2 separate regions of the Homo sapiens genome follow, and region 2 is linked to region 1. Evidence: chromatin loops called from intact Hi-C (ENCODE). Cell type or tissue: heart right ventricle. All regions are shown on one strand.

Region 1 (8,000 bases):
GCTTTGATCAGAAGAGCTGGAGATCTGAGGCTCAAGGGCAGGCCTCGGTTCAAAGCCAGCTGCACTTAATTGACTGCAACATTTGTCCAGTCTCTCAACTTTCTGGGCCTCCTTGTTTATAAAATGGGTATTCATGACCATCCATCTCCCAAAGCTGCTGTGAGGCCCCAGTGAGAAGACTTGCTGAGTGCTAGGTAAGGGGCCCTTAGGGAGAGGTGGGGTCTTGAATCTTGGCTCAGGGCCCTCTCCTGGTCTCTGTCACAAGGCCTGGCTCCTCCCTCCCCTTCCATCCCAGGACTGGCCGCCATGGTCCAAGGTGAGCCTTCCCTTCCAGGCTGTGTTTCTAGGGAGGCGCTGACTCTGCCTCAGGACTATGCTCACTGCTGCGCAGCCCCCGATGACCAACACCTGCATCACGATTCCTGTTTCTACACGGGGACAACGGAGGCTTAGACTGGGTAAGAGACCAGCTTGAGGCTTTGCAGCCAGGAAGTGGCAGGGACAGTCCCGAAGCCTGATGAAGTCTGCACATCCACGCCTCCTGCTGGTTGCTCCCGGGGCCCCGAGGTGCCTGGGCCCTGTGGGGTCTGAGTGGGGGTGCCTACCACGGTGCCATTGGGCAGGCAGATCATCATCTCCACGGGGAAGCTGTACTTCTCCAGGTGCAGGCCAGCCAGCTTCTGGTGGGACGAGTTCTCCTGGTTGTTCTGTGGGGACAGTTGCACACTCCTGATGCCGCGGCCCCCACCACTGTTCCGGACGCTCCTGTTCCTGCCACCTGCCCGCTCACCTGCAGTTCCTCCAGCTCCTTCACCAGGGACCAGGTGCTGATGAAGCTCTCGTTGAGCAGGGTGAGGATGGGCGAACTTTCCAGGACAGTCTCCCGGAGAGTCCGCCCTGAACCTGTTCAGGAAGACAGAAGGGTGAGGCGCCCCCACATCTTGCTGGGGTGCAATCTTGCTTTGGGGAGACCTCACGGGCTGCAGGACAGTCTCTGCACCCAAGTGAAATAACAGATTCAAAGAGCCTGAGGTAGAGTAGGTGCTGAATAAATGATAGTTGGAATTAACATCAATAATATACCAGCATCCTGGGCTGAGATTAGGGTTAGGGGTTCTACCTGGCCCTGGGGACTTGCAGACAGTGACAGCTTCTTAAATCCAATGAACGCTCTGTGTCCCAGGGCCTTCACACAGGCTGTTCCTCTACCTGGAACACTCCATCCGGTCACTTGAGAAACTCCTACTCATCCTTCAAAGTCTCAGCGTAAATATCACTGTCTTCACAAAGCCTTCCCTGACCCCCAGTTATACACTCTGGTGCCACTCTGGACTGTCCCCTGTAGAACACTCACCGTGCTTGTACTGACTCATTTGGTGTCTGCCTTTGCACTGTGTCTCCCCCTTTGAGGGCAGGGACCCCTTCTGCCTTCCTCACTGTGGGACGCAAGCACCCAGCCCACTGCTGCACTGACGGTTGACGGGGTGAGGGTGGGGCACTGTTTTGTTCATCTTTGTGCCCACTGCCAGACACCCAAAGGACGTTGCATCTAGGGGGCCTCTGGTGAATTTCCTGAATCAATTAACACAAGCCCAGCCTCTGGCCCGATTTTTTCTCTTACACGTATATAACACTTTACAGTGTATGCGGCACTTTCACCTCCATGTCCACAGCTATGAGAGGTAAGTGTGTTATCCCCTCTTACTATTGAGAAAACTGAGGCTCACAGAGGGGAAGACACTTGGTCAAGGTTACCAAGCTGACAATGGCTGAGTTTGAACCCAGTCTGCCAGGGCCCTTTCTTCAGCATCTGGTAGCTCCCTCTGGGCTCAGCACAGAAACCCCCAAGCCCTCACCCCACGCCCCTACCATGGGCAGTCCCTGAGGCCCTCACAACTCAACAGAAGAGTCCCATTGGTCTCAGAGCCTCTGGTACCCCACAAGGTGTGGACTTTCCCACTGCTCCCCTTAGATCCAGCCGGGCCCCTCACCTCAGCAGGACTGGTCATCCAGGGCCCCCCACAGCAGGATTGAGTGCACCAGCTTGTTCTCAGCCTTGGCTCGGTCGAAGGCCTCAGTGAACGGCAAGTAGGAGACCTGGGGCCACACCGAGACAGAGCGAAGCCATCATCAAAGCGGCCAGGGTCCCACTCGGGCTGAGTCTGTAGTGTGTGCAAGTGTGTGTGTGTGTGTGTGTGTGTGTGTGTGTGTGTGTGTGTTTGTGTGTAGGCATATATATTTGTGTGTATGTCTGTGTATATGTACATTTGTATGTGTATATATGTTTGTGTATGTTTGTATATGTGTGTATGTGTGTGTGTATATATATGTTAGTGTGTGTGTTTGTATGTGTGTGAAGTGGGTGCTACTAAGCCAGGGGATGGATGTCTCCTCCAAGTTCTATTTATTATTATTATTTTCATTTATTTTTTATTTTGAGATGGAGTCTCACTCTGTTGCCCAGGCTGGAGTGCAGTGGCGCAATCATAGCTCATTGCAGCCTTGAACTCCTGGGCTCAAACAGTCCTCCTGCCTCAGCCTCCCCAAAGCTTTGGTACTACAGGTGCGTGCTACCACCACCCCCAGGTAATTAAAAAAATTCTTTTGTAGATATGGGGTCTCGCTATGTTGCCCAGATTGCTCTTGAACTCCTGGCCACAAGTGATTCTCTGCCTCAGCCTCCCAAAGTTTTGGATTATAGGCATGAGCCATTGCACCTGGCCTCTTCCTCCAAGTTCTGAATGGCAGCGGGGAGGCCCCGCTGGCACAGCTGGGCCCAACAGTGAGACAGCCTCAGTAGCAAGCCCTGCACACATACCAGCGTCTGTGCCCAGCTGCTGCTCCACAGCTCCCAGCCTCTGCCCATGCAGCCTGACCCTGGCCTTCACCCCTGCCCAGCCTCACCTTCTTGAAGGGGTACATGGCCACCTCCAGGCGCCGGGCAGCCTCCTCCCAGCTCAGCTCCTGCTGCCACTTGATCTCCTCAAACACAAACTGCAGGGGCTCCCCTGAAGGCAGGTGGCTGTCGATCATGCTGCCATCCTCATCCAGGATCACGGAGGGCACAGAGGGGCCCGTGGCCTCCAGCTCCATCTGGGCCAGAGGTCAGTGGTAGGGGGAAGGCTCAGAGATGGGCAAGAATCCTCAGGGGCTCCCCTAGAGACCCTCCAAAATGCTCCACTCATTGCAGAGGGAGGGCGGGGCCCTGCAGCCGAGCCCACCTGGATGGGAGCCTCCTGTGCGCTCACCTGGGGTATGTAGCCGATGTCCACCTCCATGTTGCTGCTTTCACTGGCCCCGTAAAGCCACTCCATGTCCACATTCAGAGACCTGGGATGGCCAGGGCAGAGTGACACCATCATCAAAGCCCATTATCTGTGTCACACTTTATCTCACATAATACCTGCAACTGTCTCCACTTTCCAGATGAGGACACTGAGGTTTCTCAAGGTGAACACCTGCTCTCAGAGCCACTGGGATTCTGGCTGCAGAGCCCTGGCCCTCTTCCCCACCAGGCTGCCCCTTCCTAAGGCACTGGAGCCACTTCACCATCCGCCAGCCCTGCCCCTCGCAATTCACAAAGGGCCTGCACAGCCATGGCCCGTGTACTCTCCAGGACCCTTTGAAGCAGAGAGATGGCCAGTGCCTCAAGGCGGGTCACAGGGTGGGGCAGGAATGAAAACGAGCACCGTGGTCCCTGCACAGGCCTCTGGCGGGCAGCAGGAAATCTGAGCCGAGCAGTGCAATCTGCAGATCCGCCGCACGAGGGAGCCCCAGCACTGGCAAACCACCACCTCCGCAGCAGGGGGCACAGAGGGCAGAGCTAGGTAACCCCCGGGGGTCAGCAGTCCCTGGTGCCTGGTCCTCAGACATGAGCCCAGGAACAGCTGGTCCTGGAGCTGGCCACTGCCTCTCTCCTCCTGTCCCATACAGTCCAGGCCCCCTCCTCAACAACCCTGCGATGGAGGCAGGTGTGCCCAGCCCTAGGTGAGCAGATGGAGGGCTTGTGCCCTCCTCTTCCTTTTCCCTTTGACCGGGAAGCCCCTGCCCTTCCCACTCTGGGGAGGGAGGGAAGCCACCCCCACTCCTAGGGGCAATTTTCTCTTCCCATGTTATCCCGACCATCCTCTCACGCCTGCCCTGTGGGTGAAGTAGGCCAGGAGTCAGTCTCCCATCCGGCAGATGAGGAAACAGGCCTACAGAGGGCCAGGGCCTTGCCCACAGCCACACAGCCAATGGGTTCCACAGCAGAGACTTAACTGCAGACCTCCTGGCTCCCAGCCAGGTCTCATCCCTGTAGAGCGGTCACTCAGGCCCACTCGGTGGCCACTTGCTATCAGTTAGGAATCTGGACAAACTTGAAGCCAGGGCCTCCGGGGTCCTCTACTCTGCTGACAGGTGGCCAGCCCTGAGGAGGTGAGGCAAGCAGGTGGCTGGTGTAGCACCGTCCCGGAAGCCCCTCTGGGGCTCTGCAGCAGTGGAGGGCCTGCCCTTGGCCTTTGGATGTGCTGTTCCTCTGCCCAGCAAAACCCTCAGAGCCCTGATCTCTGCTGAGATGACCTTTTTCTTCTGGGAAGCCTTCCTGGACCCCACAGCTGGGTCCCTGCCTAGCTGCTGGCCTTCCTCTTGGTGGCGTGCACAGGCTGCGGTTACAGCTCTGCCTGGGGCCTGTCAGCAGTATGAGGGCGGGGAGGCCCAGCTTCAGGAAGGGTCTGCGGACTGCTGCACTGGGTCCCAGGCACAGAGGTGGAGGGCCAGGCCACGGGTGCCTGGGAAGAGCTGGTGGGTGATCAGCTCATTCTCTTGCCTGCCTCATGCCGCCTCCTGCCACGTCAGCCCCATGAGATGGGCTCTGGGGAGCAAAGGAAGGGGCAGAGACAGAAGAGGCCCCTAGGCTCCTGGAGCTGGGGAGCAGGACAAGCTGTAGGAGGGAGCCAAGGCTGGGCCAGGGTCAAGCTCCCACCTGTGGTTGGGCACGAAGAGCCGGAAGTCGCGGACGTGGGTGGCGTCTTTGGAGAGGATGATGTGGCCGGTGAACTGAGCAGGGGAGAACCAAAAGGGGAAGTCGGGCGGCTCACTGAGCTGGAACTCGGCATGGATCCTGTGGGGAAGGGGATCTGCTGCACCAGAGCTGCCCACCTTCTCCCCAGGAGCCCGGGAAGCCTTGGCCAGAATCATCAGGGAGAGGAGGCTGAGTGTGGGGGTGGAGGTGGATGGGCCAGTGGGCAGCAGCGAGGCTCTCCAAATGCTGCTCATCCTTCGAGGCCCGGGTCACATGCCCCTCCTCTGGAAGCCCTGCCTGGACCCCCTCCCCCAGCCTTCACAGCTTCTGGAGGGCATGTGTGACTGGGTGTCCTTCCCACTTCTGTGTGGATGGCACAACCATGGCTACCAGCCCCGTGCCAAGCAAGTTCCACAACTTTTCTTTCTGAACCCTCACGTGCCTTACGAGGAAGTCATCAGCACCCGGATCCACAGGTGAGAAAACTGAGGCTCAGAGAGCCAAAGCTGCTTGCCCAAGACGGCAGTGGGAGGAGAGGTGGAGCTGGGGGGCTCAAGCTGGGCCCTCCCCTCTGGGCGCTGTACCGTCATGCCTCCCCGGTGCTCCAGGCCAGCCAGTGTGGCCCACTCACCGGAACATCACAGTGTAGTAGAAGTCGCTGATGGCAGTCAGGCAGGCCACAGCTCCCTGAGGGGCAAAGCGGGTCTTCACAAAGGGCCGAGGGTGGAACATGCTCAGGAGCCGGTGGATGATGACCTGGGGGCGGCGGGAGGCACGTACTGGCTTGCTGGGTCCCGCTGGGCCTGGATCCGCTGGGGTGGGGGTCAGCCCAGACCCGACGGCCCAGGGGCCCCATGGGGAGGGGGCAGGTCCAGAGGAAGGCAGGAGAGCAGGTGGAGCAGGCCTGGCACTGGGGTCCAGGCGCAGACAGAGGGGTGGCCACTCCTGGGCTCGGGCGGAGGGGCCCCACGTCGCACCCCAGCTGTCCTCACCTCCTTGCCCTTGGGCGGCGGTGGATAGAAGCGGTTGTTGGACAGGTAGCCAGTGAACATGCTCAGCTCACTGGGGATGATCCACCAGGGCTCACCCAGCTCCTGGCCTGGCGGGGGAAGGAAGGGCTGGAAGTGGCGGGTGGCAAACACTGCACTTGGTGAGGCGGCGGCTGTCCAGTTTCGGAGGCCGGACAGGGCGAGGCGGGAGACCTGGGGCGGGGGAAAGCAAAGCTCCAGGAATCTGAGAACCTGACTCCGGGGTCTCCTGTACCATGTGGGTGGAGGTCTCCCTCAAGCCCCGAGCCAGCCCACACCAAGGGAGCAGATGGACCCCAGGGAGGTTCCTGCCCTTATGATGGCCACAAGCTTAGCAATATCCCGCCAGAGAGAGGCTCCTCTCCCTGCTGCAGTGCCTCTGCAGCCCACCCAGGCACAGCCCACCCAGGCACAGCCCACCCAGGCACAGCCCACCCAGGCACAGCCCACCCAGGCGCAGCCCAGGCCAGAGCAGCTCGCTCGAGGGCAAGGTTGGAATGGGGATGGTGGGGCTCTGTGCCTCACATAGTCCCACCTCCATCCTATGCATAAGCCCATGGGCCAGCCTTGGGTGCCACCACCCTGCCTGGCTTCCCTGGCCCTCCAGCAGCCCTACTCTCCCTCCCCAGTCTCCTCTCCAAGTCTCCTCCCAGGGACTAATGTCCCACTGGCCAGCTCAGGGTTTCGGTTTGGAGCTAAGTCCGATGAGGGTGGTGGCCAATCATGTTTGAGGTGAAATCTCTAGGGTCAAGAGCAGGATGAGACCACAGGGAAGGGGAAGGAAGGCCACCCCCAGAAGGGCCCTGCCTTAAGTACAGCCTGCCCCACCCTGGGCAAAAGGCCTTCCCTAAGCCCGAGTCCTCATCGGTGACCTGCCTCGCCTCTGTCTGACAAGCTGATGGCTCGGAGAGGACGCTCAGAGACCACAGAGCTGTCTACACGTCGGCCAGCATTTGGGGAACAGCAGATTCCCTCTTCTGTCGCCACCTCCCTGGCAGCAGGAGCTCAGGCTTGGTGGGAGGTAGGAGGAAAGCAGGCAGGGAGCTCCCACAGAGACAGATTTAACAGGCGGTTCTCAAGGCAGAGCTGGCTGTGCCGGGCCAGGCCGAGCCCGCCTTCCTGGGTCCTGCTTGTAGGCTTGCCACCCCCTGCAGGGGACCTGCCAGCGATGGGTGCTGGGCTTGCTGGGGCTCTGCTCGGGGGCCAGGGCTAGGGGTGCTGCTCCTGCCTCACCCCAGTTCTTGTTGTCTGTGCGGACTTATCTGCTCAGACCAGCCCATCACTGCCAAATCCATGGAGATGGGTTCCCCATCTCCTTTTGTGGAAGGTCAGACCGGTTTTGACCACTTCCTGGACTCCTGCCTATCTGCTGCACTGTCTCCTTGGCTGAGAAGAACACGTTTATTCATTTGTTCATTCCACAAAATGTTTTATGCACCTACTGTATAGGAAGTTTCTATCAGGGTACACTGTGCACCCTGTCTTCTTGGAGCTTATAGTGGGAGACGGCAAGTAAACAGGACCCAAAACGGGCAATGCCCTTCCCTGTGAGCTCCTCCTTGGAATTTCTGTCCCTCCCTGAACCTGCAGCGATGAGGTTAAGAAAGGGGCTCCCGGCCGGGCATGGTGGCTCACACCTGTAATCCCTATAATCCCTGTACGCCTATAATTCGGGAGGCCGAGGCAGGTGGATCACGAGGTCAGGAGATTGAAACCATCCTGGTCAACATGGTGAAACCCCGTCTCTACTAAAAATACAAAGAAATTAGCCGGGTGTGGTGGTGGGCACCTGTAGTCCCAGCTACTCGGGAGGCTGAAGCAGGAGAATAGCTTGAACCCGGGAGGCGGAGCTTGCAGTGAGCAGAGATCGCGCCACTGCACTCCAGCCTGGGCGACAGAGCGAGACTCCGTCCCAAAAAAAAAAAAAAAAAAAAGAAAGGGGCTCCCCAGCACTGCTTCCCTGGGCTGGG
Region 2 (8,000 bases), 310 kb after region 1:
TAGTCTCGATGGTCTTTATATTTTGGCATGATTTTGCAACGGCTGGTACTGGTTGTTCCTTTCCATGTTTAGCGCTTCCTTCAGGAGCTCTTTTAGGGCAGGCCTGGTGGTGACAAAATCTCACAGCATTTGCTTGTCTGTAAAGTATTTTATTTCTCCTTCACTTATGAAGCCTAGTTTGGCTGGATATGAAATTCTGGGTTGAAAATTCTTTTCTTTAAGAATGTTGAATATTGGCCCCCACTCTCTTCTGGCTTGTAGTGTTTCTGCCGAGAGATCCGCTGTTAGTCTGATGGGCTTCCCTTTGAGGGTAACCCGACCTTTCTCTCTGGCTGCCCTTAACATTTTTTCCTTCATTTCAATTTGGTGAATCTGACAATTATGTGTCTTGGAGTTGCTCTTCTCGAGGAGTATCTCTGTGGCGTTCTCTGTATTTCCTGAATCTGAACGTTGGCCTGCCTTGCTAGATTGGGGAAGTTCTCCTGGATAATATCCTGCAGAGTGTTTTCCAACTTGGTTCCATTCTCCCCATCACTTTCAGGTACACCAATCAGACGTAGATTTGGTCTTTTCACATAGTCCCATATTTCTTGGAGGCTTTGCTCATTTCTTTTTATTCTTTTTTCTCTAAACTTCCCTTCTCGCTTCATTTCATTTATTTCATCTTCCGTTGCTGATACCCTTTCTTCCAGTTGATTGCATCGGCTCCTGAGGCTTGTGCATTCTTCACGTAGTTCTCGAGCCTTGGTTTTCAGCTCCATCAGCTCCTTTAAGCACTTCTCTGTATTGGTTATTCTAGTTATACATTCATCTAAATTTTTTTCAAAGTTTTCAACTTCTTTGCCTTTGGTTTGAATGTCCTCCCGTAGCTCAGAGTAATTTGATCGTCTGAAGCCTTCTTCTCTCAGCTCGTCAAAGTCATTCTCCATCCAGCTTTGTTCCGTTGCTGGTGAGGAACTGCGTTCCTTTGGAGGAGGAGAGGCGCTCTGCGTTTTAGAGTTTCCAGTTTTTCTGTTCTCTTTTTCCCCATCTTTGTGGTTTTATCTACTTTTGGTCTTTGATGATGGTGATGTACAGATGGGTTTTTGGTGTGGATGTCCTTTCTGTTTGTTAGTTTTCCTTCTAACAGACAGGACCCTTAGCTGCAGGTCTGTTGGAATACCCTGCCGTGTGAGGTGTCAGTGTGCCCCTGCTGGGGGTTGCCTCCCAGTTAGGCTGCTCGGGGATCAGGGGTCAGGGACCCACTTGAAGAGGCAGTCTGCCCGTTCTCAGATCTCCCGCTGCGTGCTGGGAGAACCACTGCTCTCTTCAAAGCTGTCAGACAGGGACATGTAAGTCTGCAGAGGTTACTGCTGTCTTTTTGTTTGTGCCCTGCCCCCAGAGGTGGAGCCTACAGAGGCAGGCAGGCCTCCTTGAGCTGTGGTGAGCTCCACCCAGTTCGAGCTTCCCGGCTGCTTTGTTTACCTAAGTGAGCCTGGGCAATGGTGGGCGCCCCTCCCCCAGCCTCGCTGCCGCCTTGCAGTTTGATCTCAGACTGCTGTGCTAGCAATCAGCGAGACTCCGTGGGCGTAGGACCCTCCGAGCCAGGTGCGGGATATAATCTCGTGGTGCGCAGTTTTTTAAGCCGGTCCGAAAAGCGCAATATTCAGGTGGGAGTGACCCGATTTTCCAGGTGTGTCCGTCAGCCCTTTCTTTGACTCAGAAAGGGAACTCCCTGACCCCTTGCGCTTCCCAAGTGAGGCAATGCCTCGCCCTGCTTCGGCTTGCGCACGGTGCACGCACCCACTGACCCGCGCCCACTGCCTGGCACTCCCTAGTGAGATGAACCCGGTACCTCAGATGGAAATGCAGAAATCACCCGTCTTCTGCGTCGCTCACGCTGGGAGCTGTAGACCGGAGCTGTTCCTATTCGGCCATCTTTCCTTTTTCCTCCTGGGCCTCTTTCATAGAGCCACCCTCATGACCTAATCACCCCCCAAAAGGCCTTGCAGGTGAGGATTTCAACATAAGGATTTTAAGGGTACACAAACATTCAGACCGCAAAAGGGCCCTGAATCTCCTTCCCTCAGCTAGTGTTCTCCAGCCCAAGATTCAGCCAAGGGGAGGACATATGACTCAAGTTTGGACTCTTTGTCTATATCAGTTTTTGCTCTGGTAACAAACAGCCCCCGAATCTCAGTGACTTAAGACCAGTAACACATATTTTTTGCTCCCACGTCTGAGGGCGGGCTTTGACATGGCTCACCTCTCACCCAGCTGTGGCCCCTCTCTGGGAGATGCTGTTCTCCCGCAGAGAGGAGCAAGAGGCTGATGTAAAGCACTCAGGTGCATTTCAGGCTGCCCACACCTGGCACACGTGATGCCCACTCACATTCCATTGACCAATGCAAGTTATATGGCCAACTTGGACGCTGAGTAGAGTGGGATGGATCAACCTCGCTGCAGGGATGGAGTGGATAATTGGGAGCAGTAGCACACATCTACCACCATCCCCCGACTTTGACTTGAGAAGCTGGGACATGGACTCACTCAGCCACGGGCCCTGCTGAGCAGCTCCTGCCTCCAAACTGCCCATGCTGGCTGGCTCCTGTCTTTCCCATATGGCCTCTTCAGCCCTCTCGACAGCCCCATATGTGCATGCCCCGTCTCTTTTCATTCAGTTCCTCTTTGGGCTTATACTGGCCGCAGTCAGCTTCTGTGGCTTGCAATAATAATAATTTAAAAAACCCTCATAAGCTGACACATAGTAACCACAAATTGGGGTGATGCTAGCAGAATTCCTTTTTGGAAACGAGAGGGCTAACAATTTATATTTGCAGACAGTGCGATAAATGTGGTTGACAAGGGGAATCCAGGACAAGGGCCTGGAAGGAAGCCCAGGGGCCAGAAGAAGAGACACGAGGGTCTCCACAGGGGAGGTGGGAAGACAGCAGAGACCAACTTTGCTCATATCTCCACTTGGCCAGCTAAAAACATTTGAAGTCCTAGCCCCAGCCCCAGCCCCCAGACACCTGCATGCATCCTCTGAGGTCCCAGGCCCCAGCAGGATGGAGGCTTCCTCTTACTCCCCTCTAGTTCCCAGTTTCTCAACCCTGACTGCATATTAGAAACCTCTGGGGAATTCAAACAAACAAAGCCCGGGTTCCTCCCCAGCCCAGTTAAATCAGGCGCTCTCAGGGTGGGCCCTGGCCATGGGCATTTTTAAGAGCTCCCCAGGTGACTCTAATGAGCAGCCAGGGTTGAGACCCACTGCCCCACTTCTCCTGAACTCTGCAGTGCGTGGAGAGGCCAAGGGACTGGGAGCAAAGCCAGAAACAGGAAAACGTAGGCACTTTACAGCCTTAGGTTCCTATTTAGCAGCTTCCAGACATATTTTGTTTGATCTGCAGATAATACATTTGAGCTAACATTTAAAAATTGGGAGATTTCACATTATCCAGATTCCTTTTGTTTTTGGTTGAAAAATCTCAAGTTCTGGCATCTCAGGGCTTCTGCAACACATGACTTACACAGATGACAGGCCGAGTCCTCACAGGTAACCATCTATTCCTCGGTCCTAAATCCCTTTCTTGAGCACTCGGCCAACTGTGATCCCACTAGACCCCTACGCCTAGGCAGATACCTCAGCAGGACCAACTGAGGGGCCAAGTGCCAGCTGGGGGCTTTCTCCTCACCCCACGCTGCTCACTCCAAGTTCCTCTTTGGGTTGGTTTTTATTATTTTGGAGTTGTTGTTTTGGCTTTTAGTCACATTTAAAATGTGTTTTAAAAATCATTTTTTTGTTATATGAATTTTAGATAATTTGGAATATACAGTAAAGTATAAAGAAGAAAATGAAAATCACCTATCATCTTAACTGCCTTTTGGGTTCTGAATACACAAAGATTCTACGATGTTCTGAAAGGAAGTCCCCACTTCAGTGTGATGGAAGCCCTGGAAGCCTCCAGTGGGAACCATTTGTTCCATTGCTTTTTTCCTTTTTTTTTTTTTTTTTTTTTTTTGAGACAGAGTCTCACTTTGTCACCCAGTCTGGAATGCAGTGGTGTGGTCTCAGCTCACTGCAGCCTTGACCTCCCAGGTTCAAATGATCCTCCCACCTCAGTCCCCCAGATAGGTGCGACTATAGGCACACTACCACACCCAGCTAATTTTTGTATTTTTAGTAGAGATGGGTTTCCCCATGTTGCCCAGGCTGGTCTTGAACTCCTGAGCTCAAGCGATTGGTCCACCTCAGCCTCCCAGAGTGCTGGGATTACAGGCGTGAGCCACCCTACCCAGCCTGTTCCATTTCTTAAAAGTCAGGACATTCAACACTTTCAAAAGGCTGATCCATCTGACCTTTAATATTTGTCAGAGACAGACTCTGAGAACCCACCTTATTTTTTAGATCTGCATTTCTTCCTAATACATAATAACAAAAATTACAACTAGAAAGAAATCTTTTGGAAAGAACCTCTGCTGGGTGGCAGGCGGGGAGCTGGCAGCTGGAGGTGAAACAAGACCTCTGGCTCAGGTTGCATGTGCCCTCTGGTGGCAGCTGGGGGGTGGCTTTGGGCAGGGCTGTGTCAGCCCTCACGCTCAAGCCAGTGGTTCTCAAGGTGGGGCCCAGCCTCACTTGGGAATGTGTTAGAAATGCAGTTTTTCAGGCCCACCCCCAGACCTCATGAATGAGAAACTCTGGGGTGGGACCCAGTAATCTGTGTTTTCGCAGGTGACTTCAGGCTGTTCTGGTGAACAAGTTTGAGAATGATTGTTCTAAGGAAGTATGGGCCTGGTACTGGAGAAATGTGCCAACACGGCCTAGGGCTCCAGGAGCAAAACCCTGTCCTCCGTGCAGAGGAGGACAGGGAAGGGAACGGCGAAGAACAGGATCCAGGATATGCTGGTGCCAGGCCAAACGTGGCTCATGGAGGTCCCTGCCCACACTCACCTGCACCTCCCTCTCAACCCGAAGGCTGCAGAGCTGGGAAGCGGGCAGAATGGACCTCTCTCAGAGCAACCGGTCCAGGCTCCTTCGGACGGGGTTTAAAAGGCCCTGCCACGTGTGTGAAGCTAAATCTGGGATTCTTAGGAGAAAAATCAGGGTATCACAACAGAGTGGTCCCAGAACCCTAGAAAGCCCATCCTGAGGGGAAATAAGACTTGAACCTCAAGCAAAGACAGGAACCAAAAGCAAACGTTGAGATGGAACAAACAGAAACACTTAAAATATGCTCAAGGAGGGAGGAGAGAAAAGAAGTGTGGCCCCCTTGGTCAGATGGAAAGGAATTCTCTGAGACATTCAATCACCCAGATACCTTCCAGGAGGAAATGCTTTATAATTCAATTACTGTCAACAGAAAAAATCCCCACACTGACTCACAACGCAGCAGTACTGGCTCTTGTGGAAGTTGGTCTAAGGCTCCAGAGGGATGAAGCATGGACAGGCCCCCAGCAGGCCCCTGCTGCGAGGCTTCCAAGACAAGTGATTGTTCGCAGCACATCTAGCTGGTAAAGACATCTTTTTGCACCTGGCTAAATCAAGCAGGAGTTTGTAGAGAAAATCTGACAAAAAAGCAAGGTTTCAGACAGGCAGATGGGAGATGTCATAGTAAATATGTTACTTCAAATTTATCCCTCTCCTTCTAGAAACAATTCTGTTTATACTTGTCATTCTAATAATACTATTACAGAGATGCTCTGATTCAGTCAAGACACGGTATTTCAGATTACATGTCTAATCTAAAACCTTAATCACTCAATAAGTATTTACTGAATACCTACTATGTGGCAGTCATTGTTCTAGGTTTTGGGTTACAGCAGTAAATAAACAAAAATCTTTGCCCTCATAGAGCTTACATTCTAATGGTGAGGAAACGTAATAAACAAAATAAGTAAAAAGGAGTAAGGCTTAGAGTTCATCTTCTGCATGGCCTCTCATCATTAAACTCTTTTTTTTTTTTTTTGAGACAGAGTCTTCCTCTTGTTGCCCAGGCTGGAGTGCAGTGGCGTGATCTTGGCTCACTGCAACCTGCCTTCTGGTTTCAAGCGATTCTCCTGCCTCAGCCTCCCGAGTATCTGGGATTACAGGCACCCACCACCATGCCCAGCTAATTTTTATATTTTTAGTGGAGACAGGGTTTCACCATGTTGGCTAGGCTGGTCTCGAACTCCTGACCTCGTGATCTGCCCACCTTGGCCTCTCAAAGTGCTGGGATTACAGGCGTGAGCCACCACGCCCAGCCCAAATTTTTAATTCTAAATTTTCAAAACCTGTGTATCAGCTTTTTTCTGGACTAGAAGAGAGAGGGTGACAATGTTTAGAGTCTTCATGTTAGGAAAGTCAGCTCAGGATGGGGCTTCTAAAATAATATGCAACTGAATTACCCATTCACATCTTGTAAAATGCAGATTCAGATGGGTCTGGGCAAGAGCCCGATGCAAGCTCACATAGGACACCGGTGCTGCTGGGCTGCAGTTGCAGACCATGTTTTTGAGTGTCACGAGTTTAGGAGTCAGGCTGTTAAGGATGCAGCAGCCCCAAGAGCAGGAATTCTTAGCCAGGTCCTGCCCTCCTCATGATTCCTTGCGGCAGGTCTGCGCTTCCACCTGGGGGCGCTGTAGATGGTTTTCAGGGTACCCTTTTGCATCATGTCACCCAGTCTCCATAGCAACTCTGTCAGGTGAGGAAACGGCACCCTAGAGAGGTTAAGGGCAATCACAGAGCCTGTGGAGGCAAAGCTGGGAGTTGACTCCCATCCCTGTCTGGAGGGCTTGGCTGGGCCCTAGGGCTCTGCATGAAGGATGAGGGGGATGCCTTTGGGCAAGTCCTGTGAGGCCTGGGAAGAGGCCAGCTCAGCAGTAAGTGTCTTTGAGAGTCATATATAGCCAGGCATTTATGGGGCTCAGAGGCCCTTTAATCTAAACAGGCCTAGCTACTCTGGCCAGTGGCTTGGGGGTAGGCTTCTGGTTTACCTCTTTAGTTCTCTGCTGTGGTGTGAATTTCAAAAGCAGCAGTGAGGGCAGCTGTCAGAAATGTTCAGCCCTCCCAGGTGGCTCTTCACAGCCCAGATTAACACAGGCAGGGGAGAGGGATGGCAGGAAAAAGGATTATGCCCTTCCTGCAGGCTGGGAGTCATGAGGAGTTGTTCATTCTCATTCCATAGGATCTCTTGGAAAGATTGCCACATAGACAGCTATTTCCTTATGTAAAGTTGGGAGATGTGTCAATAGAGAGAGGTTATTCGGCCAGTCAAAACACACTCAGCCCACTCGTCCTCTAAATATTTAACCATCTAGAATGGCAAACACTGCTTTATAGCATGTAATAAATTATGTACTGAGATGTGGAGCTGCTTTATGATGGTGTGAGACTCCATCTCAAAAAAAAAAAAAAGAAAAAGAAGCAATGAAACTTGAAGATCTGAGTTTTCTCTCTCTCCTAGTCTGTCCCCATTAGTGCATCATGATTATAGCCTTTTGATTTTCATAGTTAATTGCTGCTTTATCATGGGCCTAAAATAACAAAGACAACAACTGGAGATTTCCTTGGTGGAAAAGAAAGTGCCAATGAGAGTTCTGTAGGCAGACACATTCCTTCAGGGAAGGCAAAGGCGAAAGCCAAGGCAAGCCAACATGTTCCCCCTGGGGAATTCTGCTCATGATATTAAGTGTGGAGTGTCTGCAACAGACTTGATGGCCAAGACTCAGAAAGGCTATCTAGCAATAAGGACAGAGGGTGAGGTGCCAAGAGCAGAATTTTCCAAAACTAGAGCCAAGATCAATTGTAACAATGGCCAAGGGAGGCAGTTGGCTTCTCAGAAGATGAAAACAGACAAAGCCTCTAAAAACAAGGGAGGATGATAAAAGTGTAGGTTAGTTCAGGATCTATAGCAGATAGGAAACCCAATAGAGTATTGGTCACTAAGTGGCCAAGCAAGATTCTAGAAAATAGAAGGCAAGGCATTGATGAAGGAAATTTGCTCTCAAGATTTTCTCACCAACTACCCCCCAACTCCACC

Evidence for each region. Hi-C counts contacts between places; a loop is a spot of excess contacts. Peaks named below come from ENCODE experiments on the same cell type or tissue, not always from the same donor. Only the 100,000 strongest peaks of a DNase experiment are listed, where the experiment ranks them.
Region 2: a loop joins it to region 1, with 4 times the contacts of the local background. A loop is called at or near these places in 27 of 110 quality-filtered maps.

The regions. Positions count from the first base shown.
Region 1 is chr1:25,806,784-25,814,783 of GRCh38, reverse strand. It overlaps SELENON (selenoprotein N), which reads right to left. Exons shown (of 12, transcript NM_206926.2): 4 at 5,995-6,204; 5 at 5,634-5,758; 6 at 4,964-5,101; 7 at 3,249-3,330; 8 at 2,905-3,093; 9 at 1,992-2,097; 10 at 791-903; 11 at 606-707. Among named protein-coding and RNA genes, the nearest start is that of MTFR1L, 9.2 kb to the left of the region's middle. RefSeq lists an enhancer at 3,283-4,157. In heart right ventricle, CTCF peaks have their summits at 3,552 and 3,766 (motif pointing right); a DNase peak (open chromatin) is centred at 3,763; H3K4me3 peaks cover 739 bases; H3K27ac peaks cover 3,493 bases.
Region 2 is chr1:25,500,518-25,508,517 of GRCh38, reverse strand. No RefSeq gene overlaps it. Among named protein-coding and RNA genes, the nearest start is that of LDLRAP1, 39 kb to the left of the region's middle. RefSeq lists enhancers at 1,108-2,017, 4,323-4,888, 4,889-5,456. In heart right ventricle, a CTCF peak has its summit at 4,526 (motif pointing left); a DNase peak (open chromatin) is centred at 4,522.